2 separate regions of the Homo sapiens genome follow, and region 2 is linked to region 1. Evidence: chromatin loops called from intact Hi-C (ENCODE). Cell type or tissue: sigmoid colon. All regions are shown on one strand. Links, peaks and the distances in the headings refer to the core of each region. The heading gives the core; the rest is flanking DNA. Region 1 has its middle 50 kb from the start of STK38L. Region 2 holds the start of LOC124902905 (a long non-coding RNA gene).

What was found. Hi-C counts contacts between places; a loop is a spot of excess contacts. Peaks named below come from ENCODE experiments on the same cell type or tissue, not always from the same donor. Only the 100,000 strongest peaks of a DNase experiment are listed, where the experiment ranks them.
Region 2: it touches region 1 in a loop (2.3-fold over the local background); 10 of 110 quality-filtered maps call a loop at or near these places.

What each region holds. Positions count from the first base shown.
Region 1 is chr12:27,186,848-27,202,400 of GRCh38, reverse strand. It overlaps the pseudogene LOC124902904. Among named protein-coding and RNA genes, the nearest start is that of STK38L, 50 kb to the left of the region's middle. In sigmoid colon, for the core only: no CTCF peak of the experiment used is centred there; DNase peaks (open chromatin) are centred at 4,170 and 8,350; H3K27ac peaks cover 618 bases.
Region 2 is chr12:27,289,116-27,304,888 of GRCh38, reverse strand. STK38L (serine/threonine kinase 38 like) reads right to left here. Exons shown (of 14, transcript NM_015000.4): 2 at 7,035-7,179; 3 at 2,701-2,752. The coding sequence starts at 7,168. It overlaps LOC124902905 (a long non-coding RNA gene), which reads left to right and starts at 11,360. Exons shown (of 3, transcript XR_007063254.1): 1 at 11,360-13,485; 2 at 15,222-15,320. In sigmoid colon, for the core only: no CTCF peak of the experiment used is centred there; a DNase peak (open chromatin) is centred at 11,254.

The DNA.
Region 1 (15,553 bases), core at 3,957-11,956:
GTTATTCTAGGCTACAAAAGGCATTTTGGTCCATTTGGAATACAAGTGCAAAGTGAGGGAGTCCAGTCTCATTATTAGAATTGGTCTTGCTAGACTGTATTTCAATATGATCTCATCTGATAAGAGCCAGGGACCTTCTGCAGGCTCGCAGGAGGGGAACGTTCTTACGGTACTGGTTAAGGAGCTCTAGGACTCAGGGAGAGGGAAAGGTATGGGCCCATAGCTAAGTAACGAACTTTCTTTCTAACTGTCCCTGTGCCCTGCCAGTGCTGTGCCCAATGTCATGTTCATTTCCATACACAATTCCTCCTTTCTAAAATGCCTCTTCCTTTCTCCAGGTGAGCAGACCCTATGCCTTCTGGCTTTTTTTTTTTTTTTTTTCTCTGAGACAGTCTCCTCTGTCACCCAGGCTGGATTGCAGTGGTGCAATCTTGGCTCAATGCAACCTCCGCCTACTGGGTTCAAGTGATTCTCGTGCCTCAGCCACCCGAATGGCTGGGACTACAGGTGCACGCCACCATGCCAAACTAATTTTTGTATTTTTAGTAGAGACGGGGTTTCTCCATGTTTTGCTGGTCTTGAACTCCTGGCTTCATGTGATCCACCCACCTTGGACTTCCAAAGGCTATGATTACTGGCATGAGCCACTGCGCCTGGCCCCTTCTGGCTTTTCTAAGTCAGAAGTATCTGTTCCTCACTTAAGGCACTCACTCCTTTTTGCCTCATATTCTGATTATTTTCTTACTGATTTCCCGTACTACACCGGACTTTAGACTGCGTCTTTTTCACCTTTATCTCTCTGCGCAATGCACAATACGATACTAGCGGGATCTTTTTTATCAAATGTTCCTAGTCTCTTTCCTTTATTTTAAGTCAGAGGTCAGCAAACTATGGTCCTCAAACCAAATGCAGCTCTCTACCTGTTTTTATAAAGTTTTATTGGAACACAGCTATGCATATCATTTATGTATTGCCTGTGGCTGCTTTTAATCTAAGACAGCATTGTGGAGTAGTTGGGACAGATCTTATAGCCTGCAAAGCCGAAAATATTCACTATCTGGCCCTTTGCAGAAAAGGCTTGCCAACCCTTGTTCATTTTTAGAAATAAATTTGTCCTTTGGACTGTATCCATTAAACCACTCACTGCCTTTTCTCTTGCCTTATGAAATCTGTAAGCATGATAATTATGAAGTATTTTGAGAAATATTCATCATAAAATATAATCTCATTTGGGGAAGTGTCAGGTATCAGTTTAAAGGTACTGTAGTAAGCTCATATACAACCAAAGAAGTGTCTAGACCCTTGTCAGAAAGTTGTCCTTGAAAAACAGTAACGTTGAATTGCAGATTTGTAGATAATTTCTCAGAGCTTGGTTAATGTGAATCTGCCACATGGAGAGCCAGTTATGTTCCACCCCAGCTGGGATTAGTCTCTCCTTCCTTAATGCTTCCAGAATCCTTCATTGTGTCTGTCACAGCATTCATATCAATTGGCCTTATATTAATTTTTTTACAAGTGTGTCTCAAGATAGGGTTATAAACACCCCATGGTAAGGAACTCTTTTGTTCAATTCTGTTGCTTCCATAGAGTTTTTGCAAAGTAGATATCGATGAATGGTCACTTAATAAATGTCATTAATGCAAGCATGAAAAATAGGTTTATAATGACATTGTGAAAACATGGGCAAAACCTCAGCAGAGATTCTTCAAATTGAGCTTCGTGAATGTACATTTTCAATACCATTTATTCTGCTTATGTCCCTATTTAATTTGCTCATATATGTGTATAGAAAGGAAGTCATCTCAAGAATGTCTACTATACAATAGCACTTTGTTATTTAAAAACAAAACAAAATAAAACAATTCTCAAGAAAAAGAAAACGCCTTGTTTCTAGAAAAAGAAAATGCCTTGTCTGAGGTCAAGTGGTTTTCTCAGGAAATTAACATTATTGTGAACCGAAAATCCTGCTGGACCCATTTTCTTAACTATTCCCCTTATTGTAAAACTTCAGCAGGTAGTAAACCCTATTTAGCAATCCAAGTGACAGATGACCCAACAGACCTCTGGGTTTTACCTATGTGAAATAATCTTTATAGTCAGGCCCAGTGGAGTCTAACTAGGAAAGCAAAGCATCCCTAGGGTACTTTATTTGCCTTTGTAGAAAGCAGAGCTCTTGGTTGCAAAGTGATAGAAACATAGCTTGAATTAGCCTAACAAAATGGGGTAGGGTGTGGGGGTTGCTGGTTTAGAAAATCCAAGAAGGAGGTGAGTAACCAAATGATGGGGAAAATTGTAATGCAGCTAGGCCTCAAGGAACTATGGGAACCAAGAACTGGACGGCTGCCAGGACTCCCTTCTTCTCTGTTTGGAATCTCTGCCTCTTTCTACGTGCTACTCCCATTCTTGTTCATTGTAGATCAACTTTCTCTACCAGAAAGCAAACCTAACCATACACAACTTCCTTTTTCCCCCTTTTTTCACCTTATAGCTTTACTCTTTGAGAGGGACAGTCCCTCTTTATTTTAATTAGAAAAATCCCAGAGAAAAACTTTGAGCCCCAGTTGAGTCAAACCCAACAGGAGCTGTGGTCATATAAGAAAATGACAGCCTCTAACATAGATGTGGGTGTAAAGGGGAGGGAGAAATGGAGGAGGAGTGACAGTTCCTAAGAGAAGGGGGCTGGAAGGGTATTGAGTTGACAATTCCATAGATGTTCTCTGTCTTCTTTTTCAGGGTGTGGGCTATCCTATTTACAAACAAATTCTTAAGCTTCTGGAAAGACAAGAAAGAGGGCTAATGAAGAGCCTCTTTCTGACAGATGCCTCTCAGCCAAAGGGAAGAAGAGGTAAATGTTCACATTTGTTTGATGTACAGTCAATGAGTGGCCAATGGCTTCCCATCAGCAAGGACTGAGAGAAACTCACAAGTACCTAAAATGTTTAACACCTAAAATGGATCTTCCCAGTAAATACTGTGAGAGGGCTGGTCTATTTTCCTAATGCAAAAGGCTAAAACTCTGGGCTGCCTTATGGTTTCTCCAAGTCTTGCCCCAGGACTGCTTGCTGCCAGCCCATACAGGACCTTTGTGCAAATTAGAAAGTCATGCCCTCCTTGAGGCAGACCCAGTACCCACTCACTACCCTAGCAAGATGGCAGGACTCCTGTGTTGAGCACTGAATTTCAGCCTCCGTCTGCCCCTCAGACAGGCACCTTTGCGCAGGGCTCAAACTGCACAAACATCTGTGGCAGCCCTAGGCCTACAAAGAAGAGGGTAGGGTAGGTTGCACCTTCTGCCCCTTCTCCAAACGCAAGGACTTACAACATCAATAAACATGAGACTTGGGTGGTAGGTTGGGCTTGGTGATTGAAGACAGTAGCAGGAATAGCAATAATGGCTGAATTCAAAGGACTTTAGGGATGGGTAACCCACCTCTGGGTACTGGAGCAACAGAGGCTCTGGGGATGGAGAGACCAGCAGTAAACTCCACTGGCTGAGCACCAGCAGAAGCAGCACCAATGTCACTGAGGTTCTTGGAATGATACGAGGAGCAATAGTGATGGTTAAGTCTCCCCAATTATAAACATATTTTTTGCTCAAGAATTTATGTAGCAGAATGCCTTAATACAGATTAAACTTTATTGTTTTATTTATTTTAACCTTTGAAACACTAAATATAACTCTCTTTTGAAGTATATGATTGTATAAGGATTTAAGGAAGCTGTCCCTAGAAAAAGTAATGTGAGGATTTAGAAGGGTGTATTCAAACTTGTAGACTAGCCACTCTTAGACGAGAAGCCACAGCGCCACTGAGTGAAAAGAGGGAAGAATCGGTGTATACAGGTTGACAGCCCAAAAGAAAGGCAATGGCTCCTGAAAGCGGTAACAAAGGGAGGGAAATAATCTAGAGCAGGGTCTGGCGGGGGCACCAGAATCTGGGTGTCCCCTCTGATTCCAGCTAGAGATCAATGTTCACCCAGGCAGATCCTGGAGCTGTGATCAGGGGATAGGTCTGCTGCAAGTGGCAATCATAGCAGCACCTAAAGCAATGGCCAGAATGGAGGAGCCCTCATCCCAGTGCTGCAGTCCAGGGAGTAAATGCCTAGGCAGTCTGCCACTTTGCTGTTAAATACCCATTTATTTTTGTGCTTCGAAGGAGCCGCCCATGAATGTTCCAGTCACTGTGTGAGTCAGTCTTGTTCCCCAAGTGCTGCTGCAATGCTACAGCCATCCCACCCTCTCCCCCTGCTTCCCGGACTCCATCTGAGACACTGCTCAATTCCCCTGGCTGCTGTTGAGCTAGGGGCTGGGCTGGGGCTCACACTCTGACACTAGGTAGAGGCCCAGGATTGCAGAGGGTGGGAGGATGGGGGAGACCTAGGCACTTGAGTATGTGACGAAAAGTGGCATTCAAATCCCTGAAGAAATGGCAGGATCTTTAAAAAATATTGGGAAGATTGGCTAGTAATTAGCAAGAAAATATTAAATCCTTACCTCATTGCACCAAATAAATTAGACAGGCTAAAAATTTACATGTGAACACTTTAAAACACAAAAGTAAAATAATACAGGGGAAAAATAATGATAAATAATGTTGAGTACAATTGAAAACTTCTGTGTGGCAAAAAAATCATACACAAAGTTGAAAGACAAATGACAAACTCAGGAAAATATTAACAATACTGTCCAAAGGCAAAGGGTTAATATCCACACAATAATAAAAGAGCTTACATAAATCAAGAAAAATTAACAATCTAATAGAAAATAATGGGTATAAGTCACAGATAAATTAAAAATGCAAATGGTCAACAAACATGGAAAAATGTTCAATTCACAAATATTCAGAAGGCAAATTAAACAATAATGAAATGATTTTCATCTATCAGACTGGCAAAGATCTCTAAAAATTGATCAAACACATGCATTGACATGGTTAGGAGAAACACACACTTTGTGTTTTTTCCGCGGGTATATAAAATAGCACAACTTCTCGAAAGGGCTATCTGACAAGAAGTATCAAACATAAGATGTGCAGACTCTTCACTGCAACAATTCTACTTGTCAGACTTTACTCCAAAGAGATAATACAAATTTGAAAACAGGTACTCACACTTTATTTATACTTTTGAAAAACAGGAAACAACTTCAGTGTTCCTCAGTAGGGGTTGGCTAAGTAAATTGTGGTCTAAGCATCCATGGAACACTATGCAGCCCTTAAAAAGAGTGACGCAAATCTATTAGGTTGGTGCAAAAGTAATTGCGGGTTTCAAAAGCTGAATATATAAACACAGAGAGATGGCTTCAATTATTGATACCTTGAGGCCCATTTATTCAATGATGTCAATTGTTATCCTTCCTCATCAGCAGAGTTTCTGATCATTCTACTATTATTATTATTGTTATTGTTATTTGAGACAGGGTCTCACTCTGTCACCGACTGGTGTGATCTCAGCTCCCTGCAGCCTCGACCTCCTGGGCTCAAGTGATCCCCCCAGCTCAGCCCCCTAAGTAGCTAGGACCACAGGCACACGCTGTCACACCTAGCTTAATTTTATTTGTTTATTTTTTTGTAGAGACAAGGTCTCAGTATGCTGTCCAGGCTGGTCTCAAACTCTTGGCCTCAAGCGGTCCTCCTGCCTTGAATCCAAAGTGCTGGGATTACAGGCATGAGCTGCTGAGCCTGGCCTCTACCCTTAATTAAAGACTCTGGCAACTGACATATAGTCTTTCAAACCACTATCATCCAAGGTTACTTAAATATCTGTGTGGACATATCATCCCATTTCTAGTCTCAGGAAATTTTGAATGCCTCATTTTCAATAAAATGCAGTAGATTGATACTCTACAGTCACATGCTCTCAAGGCCACAGTACACACAAACTGCCTCATCTCTAACATTACTAAATCAGGTATCCCTCTCTCTAATCACAGTCTCTTATCCTCTCAACTGGCATGCCTAACTGTCATAATACATTTGTTCCCTTTTTACTTCAGGTCCTCTAATCCACGCCCCCATTCATCTTAGACTTAATGATCCATCATTTCACACTTTCTCCTGCCAATATTTTAAGTACCTTCGCCTCATTATTCTCACTGCATCTGCAACAAAAGCTCCTATCCTTTGTTTTTGTTTTTCATACCTAGGCTGCCAAGCACTGCTAGATGATCACATCTTGGTAGACAAGTATAATGATACTTATCCGGGCCCTTTCCGACTAGGCCCTTTTCTTGGGTGCAGTTCCCTCAAAGGCAGAGCCTGAGACAAGGATCTGAATGTAAGTGGTTTATTTGGAGATAAACCCAAGTAAAAGAATGAACAGGAGAGAGAGAAGAGAGACAGAGACGGAGAGGGAAACGGGACAGAGTGGAGGAAACCAACACAGGGTGTGTTGATGAGCAGATTACTACAGTGGGCTCAGTTCCACTGGAGACCTCCAAGAGCCCACCTGTGAGTTGGCCCCCATATTTCTCTCTGTCATTGGTTGAGAATGGCTCTCGGTGGCATTAACTCCCTTTTATTCCAGGCTGCCTTATGCACAAGTCACACAAGCTCCCAGCTAGAGAACACCCCCCAGGCAAAGCTGTAGGTGCCTGCAATAAAAAGCTGTCAGCATGTTTGTACCTGAACCATGAGTGCCAAGGGGATTCAACGGGGCACCAACAGCACATGTTGCAGCCATCCTGTTCCAGTCTCCTTGACGTGTTACCCTAGTTACCCTCATCCCCCCTCCCTACAACCAGCTCAAAATTCCTCTCATCATTGCAAATCTCTGATGCTCTTGTCTCCTCACTCTCAGCAGATGACCTTGTCTCCTAGTTCACAAAGGAATATTGAAGATCTCAGAATGGAACTTGCCAAGTTCCTGCCAACAATTCTAACATGCCGCCCACATCCATACCCATCACTTCTCCCTCCTCACCTCTTCATTAGAGGATGCATTTCTCTCTTATCTAAGGCCAAACTTCTCTGCCTATTCTTGGTCCTGTCCCTTCCAGCTGCTTGGCCACTCTCCTCAGTTGATTGCCTCGTCTCCCTCGTGAGTCTTCAACGACTGTCTCTCTCACCTCCTCTCTCCCATCTTAAAACAAACAACTCTCGGTCAAATCCACATCCCATTCCATCTATTGTGCTGTCCCTCTCCTCCTCTCTCCCATCTTAAAACAAACAACTCTCGGTCAAATCCACATCCCATTCCATCTATTGTGCTGTCTCTCTCCTGCTCTTTACACCAGAGTTTATTGAAATAGTATCTTAGACATGTGGCCTCCAGTCTCCTCTCATTCATTTCCAATCAGTCACAGGTGATCTCCCTGTGGCAGAAGTCAGAGGACACCAGTCCTTATCCCTCTTGCCCTTTCAGCAGCATTTGACTCTGGACATTCATTTCTCCCCTGGACTCCCATTGGAGTGATTCTTTTGATTTTTCTCCTTTCTCTCTGGCTCCTCCCATCTCAGTCTCTTTATTCACCTCTTTGATGATGCTGTTTTCAGCTCTCCAACCTTCTTCACCAGTGGCCTTACCCACTTCTACACCATTAATTATCATGTCAAGGCTGATGATTCCCAGATCTACAGAAACAGTCCAGGTTTCCCCCCTGACTTGACCTAAATATGCACTTGCTTAACGCTCACACTCTGTTCTGTCATTTTAACCAAGTCATTAAATTTCCCTTAACCTACGTTCTTGGGCAAAACATGGAAATGAGAGCAACTACTTCTTTATTTTGAAATAATTCTAGAGTCACAGAGAGTTACAGAGATAGTACAGAGAGGTCCCCTGTACCCTCACGCAGTTTCCCCCAATGGTTATATTTTATATAACTATAGTACAATATCAAAACCAGGAAACTGACATTAAAACAATGTATATAGTTCTCTGATATGTTATCAAGTGTAGATTCATGAAACCACTACTGTAATCAGGACACAGAAGTATTCGGTCACCACAAAGATCCTCCTCATTTGCTTCTTTTTAAAAATGTTTATTTTTTTTAAATCCTCATCAGATCCTTGAGAGAAGGGACATACATATAATTTTGCCATGTGTTCTCAGTGTCCAACATGTGCTCTTAAAAGGCATTGCTAAATGTTTGGGAAAACAAGAATGGAATAAAAGAAGGCAGATTCCATCTGTGGAGGTCACAGACATCAGCCTGGGAGCCAGGACAGACCATGAAACCTCTTAGCTCCATACCAGGAGCCAGGAGCCAGGAGCCTGAGGACAGAGGCTTCCTCCCCAGATTTACATCCTGTTGAATGAGATGTTGGCAGACACAGGCTAGAAGTCGGAGTGGTGAGGCTTACCTCACACTCATTCCAACAATCACAGCCCCTGTCTGTAGCAGAGAGGAAGGACTTTTTCAGTCCAGGACCTTTTTTGGAAATCTCTCACATCACACCACATGGCCAGTTCCCCACTCCAGCTATCTGATGCCTGCCCTGCTCTGCCTGACATCACTGGCACATTCCTGTGCTTGCTGGCAGCACCCAGGAGATCATCCCAACCTCTGCTTTTTTGCTACTCAGCCAGCATGTGGGACATTTGTCTCAAGGCTCAAGAAAAGTGTTTGGTCCTAGGGCATGATTTAAAAATTATGCTTAACAGTAATTGCCCTTAATAGGTCATATTTGTTTGCTCAGTAATTATCATAGTCAATAAGTGAACTCTGAAACTAAGAAGAGAGGCAAAACATAGAACAAAACAGCTAAAAAATGCAAAGACAGCTACACATATGTTCAGGTTATAAGCCCTATATAGAACGTGTGTGTGTCCGTGCCACCAAATTAGGTACTGTTGGAGTGAAAAATAAAGGAGTATTTATCCAGCAGTGAGCTATGTTATTATATTATAATAGGCTTTAATTAGAGAGAAAGTCAAGTTTGTGTTCCCTTAATAGCCTGGTTAAAGTCTCTGAAATTAGAAAACTTAGCTTAGAATCTTTGTGTCAGCAATGAGCAATCTGTGTTGTCCATTCTGCAAGTCTCAAAGGGCAATTATTTGATTTACAAGCCAGAAACTCATTTATCAGTTGTAGTTTATAAACTTGGTGCAGCAATTTGTGAGTTGACGTCATGCTTATAGCAGGGTGGTTTGGAAACAGTCCACATGGGGATTCATTTCATTTCCTTTTCTTTTTTTTCCTTTTTTTAGACAGGGTCTCACTCTGTCACCCAGGCTAAAGTGCAGTGGTGCAATGACAACTCACTGCAGCCTGGACCTCCCAGGCTGAAGTGATCCTCCAGCCTCAGCCTCTTGGGTAACTAGGACCATAGGCACGCACCCACCACACCTAGCTAATTTTTTATTATTTTTTTTTATGTTTGTAGAGACAGGCTGGTCTCAAACAGTCCTCCCACCTCAACCTCCCAAAGTGCTAGGATTACAGATGTGAGCCACTGTGCCTGGCTGGATTTATTTTCAGTAGTGGAAGTGAGAGGCATGGAAATAAGGCAACACCTGGGTCCCTTGGTCTTGAGAAACTTGGAGATTTGGAAGCACAGTGTGTCTTGTACATTGAGTAGAGGGCCTGACTGATCTCATGTCAGAGTCCCTCTGATTTTCAAGCTCTACATTCACAGAGAGCACACACAGAATGGATGGGCATGTGTGGAAGTTCAGGGATCTTTGTTTTGTTCACTGGCATTTCCTCAGTGCTCAGAATAGTGCATGGTGGGCTCTCAGGATATTTTTGTTGACTAATTATTCAATACTTAACAATGTGTGCAAAGGAGAAAGAACAAATCAATAGCTATTCAGTTGCCAACAAGCCCAGAGTGTCACTCTCAGACTTAGCCACAAACTTTGCTGTTGGGTCACAGCAAAATGAAAGAGGAGAGGGAAAAACCAGGAACCAGAAGAGTAAGGACTGAGGGTGAACCGAAGGAGCTCTGGAAACTCTGTGGTCCAGGCCCAGCGTGGTTTGGTTTAGATGACAGGTTGGTTCAATCTAAAGTGTGGGACACGTCAGTGGGAGTTCCAGTGACAGGCTAGAATCAAAGTCAGGTGGATGGAGAGTGGGTCAATCCCAGCAGAGCCCAGCCAGTGGCTGAAGGTATCAGAGAAAGGACTTGGTTTTATAGGGGAGGGACCTGGCAAGAACTAAGAACATTTGAAAGGGCAAAAGAACTAGAGTGCAGGGCTATGGAAATGATCAAAGTGCAAACATAGTGCGTTAACATGGTAGGTGCCTGGGGAAGGCTGTTATCTGTCCAGTCGACATGGATGCCCAGGGCTTCCTAGGTCTTTGCTGGCAAGTCAGATTCTAAGGGTCAGCAGCTGGACAAGGGCTGATGATAGTGTAGGCAGGGCCAAGCCTACACATAAAGGAGACCAGATCAGCTCTCTCACTGCACGCTTCCATTGTATCCTTAATATGCTTTTGGGCAACACTACTTACACTTGCAATTACCTCAACAGCTTTTGTACCTTGCTGGTATATGAGGGCGGGCATTGTTTTTATATTGACTACCACTATATCCCCAGCACAATACTTGGCACATGATGCGCACGCAGTGTGACTAAAGGAAAGAACTGGGGCCTGTCTATGGAAGAGGCTTGCAAAAGCAGAGATGGACTCTGAGACTCAGCAGACTTACATCCCAGCAATATTTCTCAACTCATCTACCTCTTACTTCTTTGCAAGGGTCAGGACTGGAATTAAGGAGAAGGAAAGTACACCACAGTCATGACCTGCCCTGTAGAGCAAAGCTTAACAGGACAGCTCTGCTATGCTGCCCCTGTTGTCCTGAATAGCACCAGATTTTCTGTTGCAATTACACAGTTTAGTCTTTGAATAGTGCATTTTCATGCCAGCATTTTCTTCTACATTAAAGAAGAGAGCTAATAAGACAGTATGAGGGTCCAAGGAGAGGAAAGGTGAGGAGTAGAGAGAGGAATGAGAGAAAGAAAAGGAAGAAAAGTAAAGATCTCATTATCATTTGCACCAGGACTGGATTTGGGCTGTTAATGGCTCTGCTTCTCAGTTACTGCCCCAACCTGCCCATTGCTGACTTCTACTCTCCTACGATGCTGCAGTGGCAACAATCACCTCAGGAGAACCTCCCAGAGACAAACAGCCCTGCCCACCACACAGCAGAGCAGCAGCCAGTTTTGTTCTGACCTCCTGACTTCCACACCTCACATGTTAAAGTTCAGCTCCACTGCACTTGCTCCTCTCCTAGGACTTTTCTCCTTGTAGCATGAGCATCCCTGTCAGTGAGACAGAGCTGGATGGTATTAAACTCTAGAACGCCTCTGTAGCCAAAGCTAATAAACAATGGAAAGAAGGGTGGATGGTGGAAAAGAAAGATTCTCTGTGTGTATATGTGTATTTTTAAACTAACAGGAAAAACATTGCAAATGGAATTTCAGTAGAACAAAATCTTATCCAACAGGAAATTTTAAATGATTCTAAGAAATACCAAAGAACGCAGACTGTTTGCAGAAAAACCAATGGATGACAACATTGCCTCTAAAAGGACTTGCTGTTTGAGATAAAAAAAAATAGCAAAAACTGGCCTACACCCACAAAGCAAATAGCTGTAAGGGATGATGGGAACAAACTGGAATGTGGAATTCTTTGACCCACATTTTTACAGCAAATAAAAATAAAGGATTTCAAATGTAATCCTAGGAGGGTAGGGGGAAAGAAATCAAAGAAACCAAATGACTTAGAACTAGCAGAAATAATTTCCGGAAAAAAGAGGCTCTGGGCATATATGGTAAGGGGAAAAATATCAGTATCTCATTCAGATGTATTGATCTCTTAGGAAGGGATTTGGACTTTTCCTCCAAACACCTTCTTCCAGTGAAGTTAGTGCTCACTGGAGCCCACATGGGAAGCAAGAAGTTAGAGCTTCCAGAAAGTCCACTCACAGACACAGGTGGTTTTTGAGTCAAGCCAAGGGATGTGTTAACCAGCTTACTCTTCTAGGTAGTAGAATGCCAGTTACAGGCTAGGCACAGAGCAGGAGAGACAGGGTATCCTTGGATTGTAATCCATTTTAAGAATTTCTATAAATACAATATTTACCCTCAAGGCATGCTTTATTGGTTTAGGGTCATGCTTTCTTTTTGAATGACAAAAGTAATCCAACACAGAAATATCTAACCACTGTGCAAAGGAGATATGAACATATACTCCATTCATGACACATGATACAAATGCAAAATACAGTTTACCAGAGGGAACCTTACAAACACAGAAGTAGCAGAGCTCATGCAATCCCGCAAGTTATCTTTCCCAGGAAAAGCATGCTTAGACTGGGACTAGAGAGATATAGTCACAAAAGGACCTATTCCACAATGCTCTACATACATATAGAGAAAGGTGATCATGTACCAATGGGAGCTTGCAGATCAACCTGTTCAGAAGGGAAGCTATTCCTCATCTCTAAAAGAAAGATAATAATTGTACTTACTAGCTGGGTGCGGTGGCTCACGCCTGTAATCCCAGCACCTTGGGAGGCTGAGGTGGGTGGATCATATGAGGTTAGGAGTTTGAGACCAGCCTGGCCAACATGATGAAACCCCATCTCTACTAAAAATACAAAAATTAGCCAGGCATGGTGGTGGGCGCCTGTAGTTCCAGCTACTCAGGAGGCTGAGGCAGGAGAATGCCTTGAATCCAGGAGGCGGAGGTTGCAGTGAGCCAAGATCGTGCCACTGCACTCAAGCCTGGGTGACAGAGTGAGCCTCTGTCTCAAAATAATAATAATAATTGTATTTATCTCATAAAGCTATTAGAGAGATTAAGATAATTAATACTTATAAAAGATGTAGAACACTGCCTACACATAGAAAGCAATTTTTCAATTAAAAAATATGTATCAAATACCAACTATGAATCAAGTGCCATTTTAAGGGCTGAAAATGCAATGGTGAAAATGGAGCTTCCATCTAGTGGGAGTGAAGATAATAAACAGCACAGCGTATAATACAATGTCATGTAATAATAAGCACTCTAAAGAAAATAAAGTGATGGGAATGCTTTTTGTACATAGGTTGGTAAGGAAACGCCTCTATGAGGAGATGACACTTGAAGAAGACCTGAATGGAGTAAGGACACAAAACATGTGGCTATCTAGGGGGAAGAGTATTCTAGGCAAAGGAAACAGCATGGGCCAAGGTCCTGAAGCAGGAGCATGCTCAGGGTATTCCTGGGATAAGAAGGCCGGGTTGGGCACGGTGGCTCACGCGTATAATCCCAGCACTTCAGGAGGCTGAAACGGGTGGACTGCTTGAGGTCAGGAGTTCAAGACCAGCCTGGCCAACATGGCGAAACCCCGTCTCTACAAGAAAAAATGCAAAAATTAGCTGGGCCTGGTGATGCATGCCTGTAGTCCCAACTACTTGGTAGGCTGAGGCAGGAGACTGCTTGAACCCTGGAGGTGGATGTTGCAGTCAGCTGAGATCATGCCACTGCACTCCAGCCTGGGTGACAGAGCCAGACTCTGTCTCAAAAAAAAAAAAAAAAGAGCTGTGAGCAAAAAATATTGGGAAATGAGATCAGAGAAGTAGGCAGGGGCCACATCTTGCAGGGACTTGTAGGCTATGATAAGGACTTTGGATTTTGATTAAGAATAATGGTAAGCCATGGGAGAGGATTAAATGGTGAAGTGACATTATCTAATTCATGTTGTGGAGGGATTGTAAGAGAAAGAAAGTAGAAAGAGTTGTTAGGTAGCAATACTCCAGATGTGAGATGATGGTGCCTTAGGCTGGGTGGTGCCACTATTTGTCCTGAGTGACAGCTGGCAAGTATGGTGACGCCATTCTTTCAGATGAGAATCATCCAGGAAGGAGCCGTTGGGTTGGAGGTATTCAAAAGTTTGGTCTTGGACATGTTAATTCTGAAACATAAATTAGACATCCAAACCCAGTAGGCAGCAGCAATGAGATTTACAGCAGTTGACCATTCATCAAAATAATGCTGCAGCAAGCATTCGCCAAGATGGGTTTGAGGGCCTGTGTGGGGAGCACTGCAGGACATTGGCAAGGACCTATGGGTCAATGGCAACTACTATGGATGTCAAGGCATTGGCTCCCTTCAGGAAGACTGAAGGAGAAAGGAAGGAGCATGGCTCAGAGGCCCTTCTGGAGTGGTGTGAACTGCAGTAGGGTGAGGTGACATCAGCTGCATTTGGGGAGGTGGGGGAAAGGGGTTTCTCAGCTGGGTCCAAATAGCTCCAGTGTCTCACTTGGGATTTTGCTCTATTTATAGCTTCTGAGGCTGAGGGTGGGGGGATGAGGCAAAGATCAATCACTTAATATTTCTGAACCTCCTGCTTTTATCTTTTAAGGAAAACAGACTATTCATAGTAATAAGAGCTAATCATTGAATATTTTTCTATATATTGCATACTGTACTAATCGCTTTATAAGCACTGCCTCATTTTATCTTAACAATATGCTGGGAGGCAGATGTCAGCTTATAGATGAGGAACAGATTTAGCGAGAACAAGTAACTTTCCCTGGGTCACAGAGCTTGCATTTATTTATTTATTTGTTTATTTATTTATTTATTTTTATTTTTATTTTTGAGATGGAGTCTTGCTCTATCACCCAGGCTGGAGTATAGTGGCACGAACTCAGCTCACTGCAACCTCTGCCTCCCAGGTGCAAGCGATTCTCCTGACTCAGCCTCCCGAGTAGCGGGGACTACAGGCATGCCACAACTCCCGGCTCATTTTTGTATTTTTAGTAGAGACAGGGTTTTGCTATTTTGTCAGGCTGGTCTCAAACTCCTGATCTCAGGTGATCCACCACCTCAGCCTCCCAAAGTGCTGGGATTATAGGCTTGAGCCACCATGTCCAGCCACATAGCTTTTAAGTGGTTAAGAGACAGGGACTAGAATTGAAATCCAGATAGTCTGACTCTAGAGACTGCTACAATGTTCTGCTTCCAGCTGTCATGTACTATTTCTCTAGGATAAAAGTCACACCTCACATATGTGTTAACATACTTCAGAGCCCTCCGCAGGAACACTGGCATGATTAATTTAGGTGCCTTAAGGCAACAGCAGCTGGCCAGCACCAAATGACTTGTTAAACTAAATAGTGGCTCCCAGCCTCACCATGGACATTCAGATGTCCATGTCCTAAACTCTGTAACCTGTCGCTGTTACATTTATGGCAAAAGGGATTTTGCAAATGTGGTTAAGTTGGCGATCTTGAAATGGGGAGATTGTCCTGGATTAGCCAAGTGGGCCTGATGTAATCACAAGGGTTCTTCTAAGAGGGAAGGTAATGTGAAGGTGGAGGTAGAGAGAGATAGAGATTTGAAGGTGATGCTACATTGCCACTTTTGAAGACAGAAGAAAGGATCATGAGCCAAAAAGTGCAAGGAAAACAGCTCTAGAAGCTGGAAAAGGCAAGGAAACATATTCCCCTAGAGTCTCCATAAGGAAGCACCCTGCCAACACCTTGACTTCACCCAGTGAAACCAATTTTAGACTTCTGGCTTTTGGAATTACAAAAGAATAAATTTTTGTGTCTTTAAGTTGCCAAGTTTGTGACAATTTATTATAGCTGCGATAAGAAACTATTAATAATA
Region 2 (15,773 bases), core at 3,569-11,568, 100 kb before region 1:
ATATAAGTTGAATATGTAAACAAAGTATATCTGGATCAAAAGAATATAACCCTAGATGCCACTATGAAACCAACCTGGCCAGCTTATCTCACTTCCGTTGCCTGCTTAGTGTTTGGGCATCTGTTTTTGCAGTCTCTTCCCCTACACTTCAAATTAAGATCTTATGTTTAAGATTTCTATATCAATATAATGATGTATAATATATAAATGCAATTATATGGTTATTAATTATAAGAAATTTATAATTCTAACTTTAAAATGAGGAAAGATATGCTCAGTCTTATTTTTTCTCTATAGATTGGAATACAGATTTAAATCACTACCTTTCTCACTAAAATTTAAAGGACATAAATGAGCTTTTAAAATATTAATGACATGTAAATAATGATAGATAATTTTAAATGTAAAAACATCTGAGTTTTCTAGATTGAGTCAACTGATTAACAAAGTTACCACCTTTAGTATAAGTCATAAAATATTGTATTTGATTTAAACATTGCAACTATAAGGAACAGCTACAGTCCTAGGAAAGGTACAGGGAAGATTAGATACTGATTTGATTTCAATTAATCATTTGATGATGGTCTACTCTTTAAATATAGAAACTCTTTTTTTTTTTTTTTTTTTTTTGAGACAGACTCTCACCCTGTCACCCAGGCTGGAGTGCAATGGCATGATCTCAGCTCACTGCAGCCTCTGCCTTCTGAGCTCAAGTGATCCTCCCACCTGAGCCTCCTGAGTAGCTGGGACTACACACACAGGACACCATGCTTAATTTTTAAAATTTTTTGTAGAGACCAGGTCTTACTATATTTCCCAGGCTGATCTTGAACTCCTGGGCTCAAGTGATCCTCCCATCTTGGCCTCCCAAAGTGCTGGGATTACAGGTGTGTGCCACTGCACTCAGCATGTTAAACTAATTAATCTGGGTTGTGACTCCCTATTGCCTAGTACTAAAGTATACCTTTTTTAGTAAACTATTCTAAACCTAGCTTTCCATGGTGTGCTATCAACTTACCTCACTATTTCCTTTTATTGCACCCTTTATAGCTCAAATGTAAACTCATTATTCTGTACATGTATTCATTATTTTGTATACATCCCTTACCTCTAATGTAAATTCTACCCATTCTTTACAATTCAAATCAATTATTACTTCTTCTATGAAACATTTTCTGATCCTCTGAATTAGAGGAAAAATCTTCTCTATATTTTCAACGTTCACCACATTCTATCATGCGTACATATTTTTACACACACACACTCACTCACTCTCCCTCTCCTAATCTAAAACTCCTTGAGGGCAAAAGCCATTATTTGTTTATTCACCAAATATTTATTCTAGCTCTCTGCCAGACAGCTGTGGAGATGTAATGCTCAACAAGATGTTACAGTGTCTAGTCTTTGGGAAGACTGTATTTTAAGGCTCCCATGGGGACAGGAACAGTAGAATACAGAAGGTACCTTGAGAGGTTAAGGAAGATTTCCCAGTGGAAGTGATGCCTGAAGTGAGGCCTAAAGCTGCTGCTTTGCCCAGGCTGGAGTGAAGTGACATGATCATAGCTCATGGCAACCTCAAACTCTCAGGCTCAGGTGATCCTCCCACTTCAATCCTACCAAGTAGCTAGGACTACAGGCACGTACCACCATGCCCAGCTACTAAAGATTCTTGAAGAATAATGGGAGTTGGGTAGGAGTGAGGAAGAGTTCCAAGCAGCAGAAAGAGCATGTGAAAAGGTCCACAGGCAAGACAGGGGACATCAAAGAAATTCATACTTGTCAGCGTCGGGGGCGGGTGACAAGAGATGAGGCTAGAGAGAGATAAGCAGAGGCCAAGTAGTGAAGGTATACCAATTTTTTTTTTTTTTTTTTTTTTAAGACGGAGTCTTGCTCTGTCGCCCAGGCTGGAGTGCAGTGGCGCGATCTCGGCTCACTGCAAGCTCTGCCTCCCGGGTTCACACCATTCTCCTGCCTCAGCCTCCTGAGTAGCTGGGACTACAGGCGCCTGCCACCGCTCCTGGCTAATTTTTTTTTTTGTATTTTTAGCAGTGACGGGGTTTCACCGTGGTCTCGATCTCCTGACCTCGTGATCCACCCGCCTCAGCCTCCCAAAGTGCTGGGATTACAGGTGTGAGCTACCGCGCCCGGCCCAGGTATACCAATGTTAAAGAGCTTGCCCATATCCCGAGATAAGGGAGCCAGTGAAGGGTTATTAAGCAAAAGAGTAAGATGATCAAATCTATTTTTAGACCAATTACTCTAGCTGCAGTATGCAGAAAAACTGGGGGTGGGAAATGGGGAGACCAGTTGGGGACAGTTATTTTTCAGGTTAAAATATATGGTAGTTTAAACCAGGGTAATAGCACTGAACTAGAGAAATAGATAGCTTTAAAAGAATATTTAGAAAAAATTTTAGAAAAGCTAACGATTGATTAATTCCTCCCGGAGCTTGCCTTTCTCATTCCACACACCTAAAATACACTTGGCAATGTTCTCTTAAATACGTGTTCTTGGAATTTAAGAAAAAAACAAAACTGCCTCCTTCTAAAGATATCAATAAAAGATATCCATGACAGCAACAAAGAAGCCCATATTCAAATGATAAAATCCACATTATTTAAGTTATAAAATACCTGATGTCAAATGAATGAAAAGTCACTGGGGGTGCTTTTGTACAGTAATTATAGGTAATTACATTACCTCTTCATCTGCTAATCCTTCTTCTTCCATGGCCACTTCTAATTTCTTCTGCCTTTTCAAAGGAAAAAAAAATTAAATTTTAAATACATTCCTAACTATTTCCACTTAAGAAATATACATTTATTTATTCAGGTTAACCACTTCAGCTTGCTAGGCTAAAAAAAAAAAAACTTTCAAGTTGGATCAACATAATCACTAAGAATAGTTTTCTTTCTCAAAAAACAAACCCAGATTTTGCTTTCTCATACTGGCCAAATGAATAATTTACTTCTAAGGCTTACTTCACGCTCCTGCCTAAATGAAATGTTGGCAATGACTGATGTTCTAATATGGAAAACTCTGCTACTTAATGTTCAATCTACCAATATCATTAATATTTCCCAATGCTTATATTAGAAATATAAAAAGATAACTATACTGACTAAAAGTATAAAATTTTAAGGTAAATATCCCTGGTTCTAACACTTATTAGCTAAATGAGCTTGGCTAAGTCCCTCACTGAAACTCTAAGCTCAGTTTTCCTTAACTTATGAAGGAAAAATGTTCAATGCAATTGCATTTATTTTATTGTATTAAAATTATTTGAAAATTGGAAAGTCATATATGTGTGTTTTTAAAAACCCACCAGCGGCCGGGTGCGGTGGCTCACGCCTGTAATCCTAGCACTTTGGGAGGCCGAGGTGGGCGGATCACGAGGTCAGGAGATCGAGACCATCTTGGCTAACACTGTGAAACCCCGTGTCTACTAAAAATACAAAAAAAATTAGCCGAGCATGGTGGCTGGCGCCTGTAGTCCCAGTTACTTGGGAGGCTGAGGCAGGAGAATTGCTTGAACCTGGGAGGCGGAGGTTGCAGTGAGCCAAGATCGTGCCACTGCACTCCAGCATGGGCGACAGAGTGAGACTCTGTCTCTAAATAAATAAATATTTTTTAAAAACCCACTAGCTACCAGAACATTTGCTTTTCTAGGTACAGCCAGGTTCAGTTATTCATTTTTTTTAAACAGCACCCTTGAAGTTAGTTAAGCTGAGCATCTGGGGTAAGGGCAGTGTGGATGAAGTAACTAAAACTAGAGAGATGGTTGTGGAACACATTTTGCAACTCATTTCCAAGTGAGTATTAGTATTTTATTTCTATTGTATTGGTTTTCCCTAAATATAAACCTAGCAGAACTCCTCCTAATTAGTTCTGGAGTGTGTCAGAATAACAGTAACTTTTCAGGATTTAACTGAATGGGTATAAGGGTTAAGGATTGAAACCCTCCCACAACTTTTTGATATTTCTTATTCATGGCTACATGTCCAAAGGTAAGCTTTTTTACTAAACCATCATTAAGATCACTTAGTTTTCCTTCTTATAGAAGATTTGTAACATTTAAAGCCTGTTGATACATCAGCACCCCACTGGAGAGGATGAGGCCTAAGAGCATATTCTCCAACACATGTTTCCTCAGTGCTTGTCATAGGCACCTACCTTGGTGCTTATTACACTGATTTTTGTCTTTTGTTTATGCATTATTTCCCCTAGGCCCCAACCCTTAGACAAGAATAATCTCCTAACATCAGATTCTGTGCTGCCATCACCTACCCCTAGGCACTTCAGTGCTGCTTGTTGAATGATTTCCAGTTTTCTCCTCTGCAGAAAGAATCCAGAGAGTAAGAGGACCATTATTCTGGGAGGAGCTATAACATATAAACAACTTTATTCTTCTGTCAAATTTCCACTGTCCCTTTCCTCAGTTATTGCCAAGACTAACACTTCATGAAATCATTCCTCATTCTGGAAGAGATACAGTAACTTTTATCCATTTCTACCATATCTAAACAGGAAGATCCATGATTTCTGTTGTACCTTTTTTAAAAATAGTTTTCCACCTAAAATGCTCTTATGCTTTGCTCTGATTAGAAATTTATTGGGCTTATGCATTTATCCAATTAGTTAAGCCTTAAAAATACATCACATTTTCTTAAAAGTATAAGCTTTTAGAAAATATGAGCAGATTGTTCGACTTGACATACAGTGGCACCAAGCTGAGACTACTTTTTTTTTCAATAACACAGATAATTTTATTGTTACTTTCCTTTATTTGGAAAAAGAAAGCAAACTGAATTACTTTAACACTGCAGCAAGTAAAGACAATGAACCTTCGAAATTCTGATGAATTTTTTTAAGTGCCTGCTTTTTCTTCCTTGGTTCTCTTCTACTTTATTCACTCTCCCAGGATGGTCTGATCACTTCCAGAGACTTTAATTACCCTTGTAATTCATTTAATTATTGATATATTTAGATTTTTATTTCTAACTTATTTTGTGCTATTTTGGTATTTCATTTTTACCATTTTTGGTATTTCAGTTTTTCTTTCTCTCTTGCATTCTTTTTGAACTGACTTTTTTTTTCTCATTCCAATTTTTTCCTTCTACTAGTCTGGAAATTACAAACTCTATTTTTATCATTTTATGGTTACTCTAGAACTTACAACATAATTTGTCAAACTCTGAAGCTAATCTCTATGCCCTTTCTACTAAGATCATTAAGAACACCTTAATTCTAATTACTTCTTTCCTGAATTATATTCTGCTGTTGGAAAATATTATCGTTCTATTTTTTAATGTGTAAGATATTATCGCTATTATTTCTGTTGCTTTATATAATTTTTGTTGAGATTTATCCACCTACTTACCATTTAAATCTTCTATTTGTGGTCACTTTCCTTCTGCCTAAATGGAACTTTTTGGAATTTCTGCTGATGCTAACTCTTTTTTTGTTTGTTTGCCTCTGCTCTATTTTCATTCCTTTCCTCCCTTTCAGAACTTTTAGAGATATGTCAAGTCTTCTCATGATTCTCCATGTTTCTCAACTCTCTTTCACATATTCCTATTTTAAGTTGATTTCTGAATAATTATTTTCCAGTTCACTAATTCTCACCATACCTGTATCTAATCTGCAGTTAAATCCGTCCAAAATTAAATGAGACTTTTCCTCTCTATTTCATTTAAACTGTACCACTCTCAGTTTGCCCAGGCATGAAATTTCAGAGGCAACATTGACTTATTTCCCTCACATTTCATATTTTGCTAGTAGCCACATTTTGTCAATCTTTCTTACTTGTCAGTTCTCTGTTGTTGTTGTCACAATTCTAATTCAAGCCTCCTTTCCATTTACCTGGACTACATCACTAGACTTTCCTGTTTCTAATTCCCCACCCTGACCCCAAACCATTCTCTGTATCACAACTAAAGTTCCTTTCTAGAGAAACACTTGTTTTCATTTGATTCTTCTGCTCAAAAACATCCAAGGCTCTCCACTACCATGAAAAGAGCTACATTAACAAAGAATCCAAGGCTCCCAGGATGTTGGAATCTAGCACATCCTGTGCTTGAGCGAAATTGGACACTGCCTGACCTGGTGATTTCTTCTGTCTCTAATATCCTTCCCTCCTGCTCTTTTGCCTCTGTCTCCTTCCTTTTATGCATGTATAAATAGTTCTTCTCCTTTAGAGCCCTGTTTAAATGCCACCACTATTTACAAAGCTTTCCCAGTTGCCTAGACAAAAGCACATTCTCCCTTCCTTGTACTTAATATTCTTCACTCTTTCATTTATATATTTATGTGTGTTATCTCCTTTAGTATAAGTTTTCTAAAGTCAAAATAACATGTCATTCTTTTTTTTATTCTTCTATTCCCCCTGATATGCACTGTAAATGCTTTTGGATTAAAGTCAGTCATTCATAAAGCATCTTTTTTTTTGAGACAAAGTCTCACTCTGTTGCCCAGGCTGGAGTGCAGTGGTGTGATCTTGGCTCACTGCAGCCTTGGCTCACTGCTGCCTTCAAGCAATTCTCCTGCCTCAGCCTCCTGAGTAGCTGGGATTACAGGCACCCGCCACCACACCCGGCTAATTTTTTGTATTTTCAGTAGAGATGGGGTTTCACCATGTTGGCCAGGCTGGTCTTGAACTCCTGACCTCAGGTGATCTGCCCACCTCGGCTTCCCAAAGTGCTGGGATTATAGGCATGAGCCACACCACACCAAGCCAGGCATCCCTTTAAAAGAAAATGTAAAGACATATCATAATTTCATGTTTGGAAAAGGTTTGTTTAAAACGTTAATTGGCATGTCATACGGGTATATAGATGCACAAGACTTGGGGCACCTCAGGAAACTACTCTGTGAAAATAAAACACATGTCTATGTGCACTGTCAGTACAGGAAACTCAAAAACAGCATGCAGGGATCCATAATATTCATATCATTCATGGTAAACAAGTTTCTATTCCACTCACAGCACAACAGCTTATTTAACTAAAAAAAGTTTTGATTAGCCCTTACTATACCTGGTTTCTCTCTCTTCATGCTGTAAAATTAGGTTGCTATAAAAATTCTCCAATGTGAGCTTGGCTACAGTCACTCTTTCCCGGGTATGGTTGCTCATAGGAAAGGTTGTTGTAGTCCCTGCCGTCATTGCCATAGTAACGGAAACTGAAACAACATAGAAAAACAAATTATTCAGTGGGAAAAAAAACCCCTATCTTTTATAATAAACTCTGAAAATGTTCAATTTCAACTAAGAAAAATTCGACCCTAACAGTTAACACATCCAAGTATTTCACATTATAAATAATACAAAGCTAGGGAAGAAAGAAAAGCACTATTTCCAAAGCAAGAGAAATTCATATTGTGGTGGCAAAACCAGGAGTTAATGACAGCAAAGAAGAACCAGTGGCATCCATATATAATATAGACACATTTATATACAAAGGTCACATTCAACAAGCATTCAAAACAAGAAAAGTTCCAGCTATTTTGTTGTTTCATTACTAAATAAAATCTATAAGATAGTGCTAATAGCTATGTCCCTGATAAATGTCAGTCTCCTAAGAGTTAATGCAGTTTAGTTTAATAGTAAGAAGTAGCTTCTGCCTTATGAATTCTATGAAACATGAAGTGTTGTATCAAATATGCATATAAACACCAGCCTAAAGCAACGTTCACGTATATTGTAGGGGGAAACTACTTTTAGAAACAGGCACCTTTGGATGGGGCTCATAGCTGCCCATTTCATTCTGAATTCTGGGTCATTCCAAAACGTGCTATAACAAGGTATAGTACACTTCTCCAGACTGTGCAGCCCATTTCATTTTCAAATGAAATTCAGATGCCTATAGGAACCAAGAAGGAAACAGAAATGTATGAATGAAGCCAGGTAACAACAGGGAAGCTTTGTGGCCTTAAGTGGACAATGTATGTCTGCTTAAAGGCATTCCAGTGCCAACTTTTAGAGATCACTGGGCCACGCAAACAAAGTACCGTTTCAAAGAAAATAATCTGGACTATTAGATAAGGAGTGTGGCAAAATGGCCACTTGACGGGGGGAAGACTGAACTCCGATGGCTGCGGCAGGTGGCCACTGACCCTAAGAGACTTGCCTACTACAGCCACATCTGGATAAAAAGACTAGAAGAGTTCATACATTAAAGAGGCTTTGCTTATCTAGATGAAGATCGTAACAGACCAGTCCAAAGAAGATCCAGCTTGCCAAGAGTGACCATCCAAAGCATTCTTAGTTGAAAAGTGTTCCCCAAACCTGCCACCTATGCCACAACATCCATCTTGCTTTAAGTAAAGAAGATACAGAGCCCTGGATGTGGACCTGAAGTGGACTAGATTCCAGGGTTGATGGAATGAACCAAAAGATGTCAAGCAAGTCAAGTGTAGGTTGAAAGCAAACAATTATCTATGGCAAACTCCCAGTTCTACTGTTGTCCTATTAGGGGTTTATACCTCAATGTACTGCTTGAGCCTCAGAATCACTATGTCTAAAACTGCATCTATTATTTTGGCATAAATTTGTTCCTCTGCTGACTACTTTAAATGAGAAGCTGATCGTGTCACTTGTTTAGAATCAGTCATGGTTCCTCATTGCCTACTGCAAGTCAAATTAGCTACATATGATCAATAAGAACAACTCACATACACTGAGTATGGTTATATATCAGGAACTTTATGATATTTTATTCACTGATTTCCCCCTTTTTTTCTCCTGAGGATTTAAGATAGAGGCACTTGCCATGCATGATTGCATTTCATCCTCACGACAGCCCTGCAAAGTAGGGAACTGAAGTTTGGGGCAAGTCACATAGCTAGTGTGATGTGGAGTCAGGATTCCAACTTGCTATCCTTATCTGTTGCTTTTTATATTTTCTATCCTTATCTGATGCTCTTCCTCACCACTCATTCTTTTCCCAACATACCTAGCTCTTTCATGCCTCCAAGCTCTTCCATGACCTATCCCTGAAGCAGTTATATCCACTGCAGGATATGTCTCTGCAGGAATCTGCTGATCCTTTATGGCCCAGTTTAGCTGAAGTCTTACTGCTGTGGTGACTTCTCTAACATGCTCTGCAGAAGAGGCAAAGCATTTCTCATTTTTTTGGTGCATGTTCTCTAACATTTGTAGTCAGGTACTGGTGGCTTATCACTCCTAAGAAAAATTCGGCCCTAACAGTTACTCCACCAAACCAGGAACATCTCCATGTAAGAACTCTTTCTGATTCATTTTTCAAAACTCACAACAGCACTGCATCTGACTCAGAGTAGTCATGAATGAATGAATGAGACAACCTATTGATTGGGGGGAGGGAGGGGGCGCAGTAACAGTAGTTGAAAGAATTAGCCAATAGTAAAGTGCTCTGTAAAGATTGGCTAATAAGCAACTGTGGAAAAAGAAATTACAGAAGGTAGAAGTCAGAAATTAAAAGATCTAATCCCAGCCTTGTTGCTAACTGATCATATGGTCTTATTCAAATCACCAGAACACCCTTAACTCAAGTCACTTTTCCCAAAACAGGGCTTAAAATATTTGCTCTGCCTGGTTCACAGGCCTAGTTCTAAGGCCATCTGAGATAATACACAGGAAAGCCACAATGGCTTATACAAATGTAAGATACTATTCTAGGCACCTAGTTTAATCTTTGTATTGTGCTAAATGCTTTAATAATAATGAGCATTATTTTTTAAAACAATAAATAATGAAAAATAAACTCAAGAATTATCATGGCCAAGTGATTTTTATGGATTAAGCTGCTCTTACTGAATTGCTAAAACAATGCTGCCAAATCATTTTTGGAAATTTCAGAATCATTGGGCTCATGTTCTATGTTTCAGGATCAGATGCAGAAAGGTCAAAGAATGCCAGGCACAGTGGCTCATGACTCTAATCCTGGCACTTTGTGAGGCCAAGATCATTTGAGGCCAAGAGTTTGAGATCAGCCTGGGATCTCCTCATCTCTACAATTTTTTTTTTTTTTTTACTTAGCTAGGTGTGGTAGTGCACACCTGTAGTCACAGCTACTCTGGAGGATGAGGCAGGAAGACTGCTTGAACCCTTGTTCAAGGTTACAATGAGCTGCGATTGAACCACTGCACTGCAGCCTGGGTGATGGAGCAAGACCCTGTCTCTAACTGGAAAAAAAAAAAAAGGTCAAAGAAGGAAAAGTGAAACAGGGATCGTGTATAGAAAACATCTCTGAAATCAAATCACATTTGTTAACTGGGGCTTGGGATGGGAGAGGAAGGATGGACTGGAAATTGAGGAATTTAAGTAAATTTAAGAAACCCAGACTACACAAAGTTAAATAAGTTTCTTACTATAAGACTTCCCAGCATCTTTTTTTTTTTTTTTTTTGACAGAATTTCACTCTGTTGCCCAGGCTGGAATGCAGTGGCGTGATCTCGGCTCACTGCAACCTCCACCTCCTGGGTTCAAGCAATTCTCCCACCTCAGCCTCCCGAGTAGCTGAGATTACAGGTGCACGCTAATGTTTGTATATTTAGTAGAGATGGGGTTTCACCAAGTTGGCCAGGCTGGTCTCGAACTCCTGACCTCAAGTGATCTGCCTGCCTTGGCCTCCCAAAGTGCTGGGATTACAGGTACAAGCCACCTTGCCTAGCCTTCCCAGCATCTTTAATATGCTAACATGCATCCTGAATCCTCAAAAGGAGGACAGGTGTACAATTTGCAGTAGTATTCCAGTGAACCTTCCCTAGGCATATAAAATTGCAGTTCATAGATAGTTCTCTTCAAATGCTTTTTGGTAAACAACTGCCTGTTACTTTTTCAACAAATATTTGGGGTGGGAAAACCTTAAAAGTACCATTAAAGAGCAACACCCTACGATTGTAGAATGATTTCTGACTTGCCTTGTATTTGTTCTAGCAAGCAGATACTAATGAACAGAGAAAATGTCCAGAAGATCTGTAGCCAATAAAAATTTATAAAGTGGTTTGCCACTTTACAAGTTTGCCTTAACAAAAGGTAAAGACCCAACTCTAGTTGTCCAAGGCCTTATATATTCCTTTCAAAAAGTGAATGGTGAAAAACATAAAAAACCTTTTATAATGCCTCTTGAAAAAAGCACAAAGAAATAACACATGACTCACAGAATTATGCTGTTCACAGTTATGCTTGCAGAAATGGGAGAGAAAGATGTATGTTGAACTTGGGGTTTGGCCTTGGAGGGAGCTGACTGTCTGCCAAGGGGCCTTGTCGAGCAGGCTGCCCTGCTCGGTCTGCCAAGCGGCAAGGTCTGGCCCTCAGCTGCCAGTGTCTCAGGGCAATCAAATTCTGGAAGTCACTTTATCCTAACAAAGTTCACAAAAGACAAATATACAAGACAGAATGCAGTTTACTGATTTACACAGTAAGACACTGAGTAACAAGAAATTAGGTTCAGAAGATTGCTTGGCGAGCATGGCATCAAAACAAAGAGAACTGTTATTCAATTTAAATGTTGAATGGGATTGGGATAAGGTGGAATCTAAAACACACAAGGCTGATGGCTATCTTGCCTAGAGCACCTATGTCCACTGGAAAGTGGCTGTAGGAGATGGTCTGCTACAGACTAGGCCTTCCCAGAATGAAGCCAAATTGGGGGGCTAGAGGTGGACAAAACTTTTGAGGAACATTAAGGAACAAAACTTTTGAGGAAATTTTTGTGAAACATAAAGAAGTGTTAGGGAATTCAAAACAATTCCAAACAACAGAAATTGTCTGCATTAACCGTATAAAAATAGAGCCAGGCATGGTGGCACATGTCTGTAGCCCCAGCTACTTGGGAGGCTGAGACAGGAGGGTCATCTGAGCCTGGGAGTTCAAGGCTGTGGTGCACTATGGTGGCGCCTATGCATAGCCACTGGACTCCAGCCTGGGTAACAGAGTGAGATCTAGGCTAAAAAAACAAACAAAAAACCCAACAGTATAGAAATACATATGAGGTCATTTTAGATAAATATTTATGAACCTGAGGTCTTCAAAAAAGAAGGTAAATAGAAGATGAGGTTTCTTCCATCATAGGAAGTTGTAATGAGTTTTACTCCAAAATCGGAAGTGGATGTCAAGTAATGAAATATTACTTTTAGACTCTATATAATTTAGTAATGATTATGATGTTCTTTCCATTGTAGTTACACATACATGTATGTCTTGTTTAAAAACCAAATAAGGGCAAAATCTCCATCTATTTATCTTTGTAATGAAAGCATCGCAGTACCTGGCAAAGTGATGAGCACACAGTAGGCAGTCTGTAAGTGATGGTAACTCAACTCTAATGTAATAGATTTTAAATTATATGTGTGTTTCATATATAATAATTTCATTTGGGTTAAGAAATACAGAATCATTTGGTATTCTATTAGCCTTCAGAAATAAATCTTACTTAAGAAACACATTTGCAGAAAAAACAAAAATCCCACCCTTACTCATGATTATACAATATCTTGTATAGTTTAGCTTTAAAGATTAGCTTTAAAAACAAGATTAGCTTTAAAAACAAGATTAGCTTTAAAAACAAGAAAAATTTGTTTCCTTCTTACCAGACACAGACAGACTTTTAAAAATTTAAATTATACAAAACTAAGAAGTGATCAAATTATTACAAAGAATGGTCTAGATGACTGGCACTTATTGTATTGCAAATGTATTCCTTTAATGGATTTAACACTGTTCTTTTTGTTTTATTAAAGCCCTTTCTTTGGCCAGAAAAAGAACAGGATACAATTTGCAAGTCTAGAATTCCTGGACTGATAAAAACAACACAAGGTGCCCTTGAATTTCCTGTTCACGTGTGTTTTCTCCAGACTGCTCTATTCATTAATGGAGACACTACCAATAGTTAAGTCCAACATTCTTTTTTATCAAGCCTGGGGAAAGGAGATAACAAATCTGGCACTCAGGCCATTTATAAATAGATGTGGTATCTCCAACCATTTACCATCAAATTTCTAAAGGAAGAAAATAGAACTGCTTTACCTGGCTGTAAAACAAATTATTTAACTGGTGATTTCACCTTAGTTTTCACATACTGCATTTCAGAGGAAGGAGTGTCCTTAATGCTACTATATTGCCTTGTAGTATAAAAATTCGCCTAAATTCAATTCACTAGTTGCAATCATAATGCCCTAGGCTACAATAAGTCCTCAGATTGTACACTGTATAAACTGGGTCCCTAACGAAAGGGCAGCTACAGCTTCTTTCCTCTCTGAGGCACAGTCTAAAATGCAAGAAATTCATAGGTGAAGTTTCAAATCCCAGCATTAACTTTCACTAATTGTTTTATTTTCAACCAACATTTATTGCAGATATATACCATGTTGACTGTATGAAGTGCTGAGAATAAGACTGATAAAACACAGTTCCGGCCCTTAGGGAGTTCATGATCTTATGGAGACACAAAGTAGGGAGAAATCAGTGCTTCAAGAGGAAGGATAATCAAAGGTTTAATACAGAAGGTGATGCCTGAACTGAATCTTGGAGGGGATGGGGCTATAGTAAGAGTTCACCAGTCAGATGGACTCAGAGGAGGAAGAGCTGTAAGGCATGAAATACACTGACACACTTAAGCATACCGATAGACTGAGTATATTTGATTAAATGGCAGAAGATGAAGGTAGAAATAAGGAACTTTTTTGTCATGTTAAAAATTATCCTGAACATAAATGGGAATCACTCAAGGCTTTTAATTTAGTGAAAACCTAACAGCCATTAAAGAATATTTATTGAGTTTTTACCCAAGTACCCAGAATTCTTCTAAGAATATTACATTCTTAGAAGCATTTAATTCTCCTAACCAGCCCTCAAATCCTATCTGATTTGCACTTCGGATAGATTATGCTGGTACAGGGAGGATGGCCAAAAGGCTGGAAGTACAGATCAGACTAGAGGAAGTAAATCTGCTCAGGAGGCTTAATAATGAATAGTCAGAGATTACAACCTGGTAGCCTGCAGAATCATTTTGTTAGGCTTGTGCTACAATTTAGAAAGTAGAAGGTTTCACATGAAAATCCAGGTTTCTGGTTTCTCCTGAAAAGTCTGATCTGTCCACAATGAGCTCTGTCAGCTCCACAATGACAGCTGGAGCAGAGCTGCAGCCGGCCCCTTACAATACAACATCCCACCCGTCCACCAACTCTCCATTCCCACGTGCCCAGACTCATTCACTTTTTATTACCCACATTTTATTACCCACCTGCTTCCTTTACAGCACATTTGAGATTACAGAATAGTGAGGGACTAATTAAGATAGTAGCAGAAGTGAAGAAGCCTCAGTTAGTCAGCTGGAAAGACTAAAGTCTCTAATTATCTCTAAGTTTCAGATGTGGATGACTGGGTAAATGATCAGTAAGGACAGAAAGTATAAGAAAAGCTAGTTTAAGGCTAGTTTAAGAAAGTTAGTTTAAGGCTGATCCTGTCTGAGTTATTTAACCTGAGTCAGGATCCACATTTCTAAAATGGAGATCATAAATGCCAACCTTATAAGGTTGATATGACGCTTTGATGGTGGCAGAGCACAGGATGAAAGGCCAGATTGCCTGGGTCTGAATTTTGGTGCAGCCATTCACTAGCTGTGTCACTTTAGGCAAATTAAACTTTAAACTTTCTGTGTGTCAGTTTCCTGTTAAATAAATATAATAATAGCCACCTTGTGTGCATGCTTATTATGATAATATAAGACTTAAGATAATTCTAAAAGTTAGTACTTGTAAAAGGACTGAGATACGTCATGTGTTTGATAAATCAATAAATCAGTAAAAAATATTTTTAAAGTATCTCCTAGCACATATTAATGCTCAAAAATTATTAATTTTCTTCCCTTCCCTGCTCAATCTTCCTGCTCATCCCTCCTGCCTTGGGCTGCTGCCATTGTCAGTTAGTTTGTAAATTTAATCTCTAATAGACATTCCCTCTCTCTTCTGATCTTAGCCTACTTCTTTGACAAATTAGATTACTTCTAATGGAGAGGGGAGAGAAATGTAGCAAAAAGAAATATTTAAAGTAAAAAAAGAACTCTTGGTAGAAGCCTTACTAGAAGTTAGTAGTGATTTGGGGTAGAACTAGAGGTAGAGGTGTTCCAGGGAAGAGCTAACCCTTTCTCTCACAAAAGAGTGATTCTCATGAGGCAACACACACCAATTTATTTGTAATCTCTTTACTGTATCTGCTGTTAATAGCTTTTGTTTTTATTTAGCGTGGCCCTCTCCATGTGGCGTATGCCCTGATCACTAGACCAGAGGAATGCATTTCATAAACAGACACCCTTGTCTTTGCTCCTTCTGTGAATCATAAGGTTGGTGATGATGGCACAGTGGTGCTGAACTCAACATTAGCATTTTCATTTTCAAAACTGTTTTCGAAATAGTTTTCCTATGCACAAAAATATAGTTCAATGGTTGAGTACCTGAAAGCTTATTTGGCTGTAGTAATGATGTTCATGGCAGAATACCTGAGTTTATTGGTCCAAATAATTACTAAAAATCCCTCTGAACTTCATTTTTTTTTAAAACTTGCAATGAGAAGGGGAAAGTGTTTATAAACCAAATGCAAACAATTAAGAGGTAAATTTACCAAAGCAGCAATTTTATTTAAAATTCTATTTACCGATCTTAATGTTTAGATAAACTATCACCCTGTCTTTCTCAAAAACATTCAGAAAGAAGCAGTCTATTCTTAAAATATTTATAAAATTTAATTGTTCTATTGCTATATGCCTATCTGGTAGTGCACTAGATTTTGTCTGCAA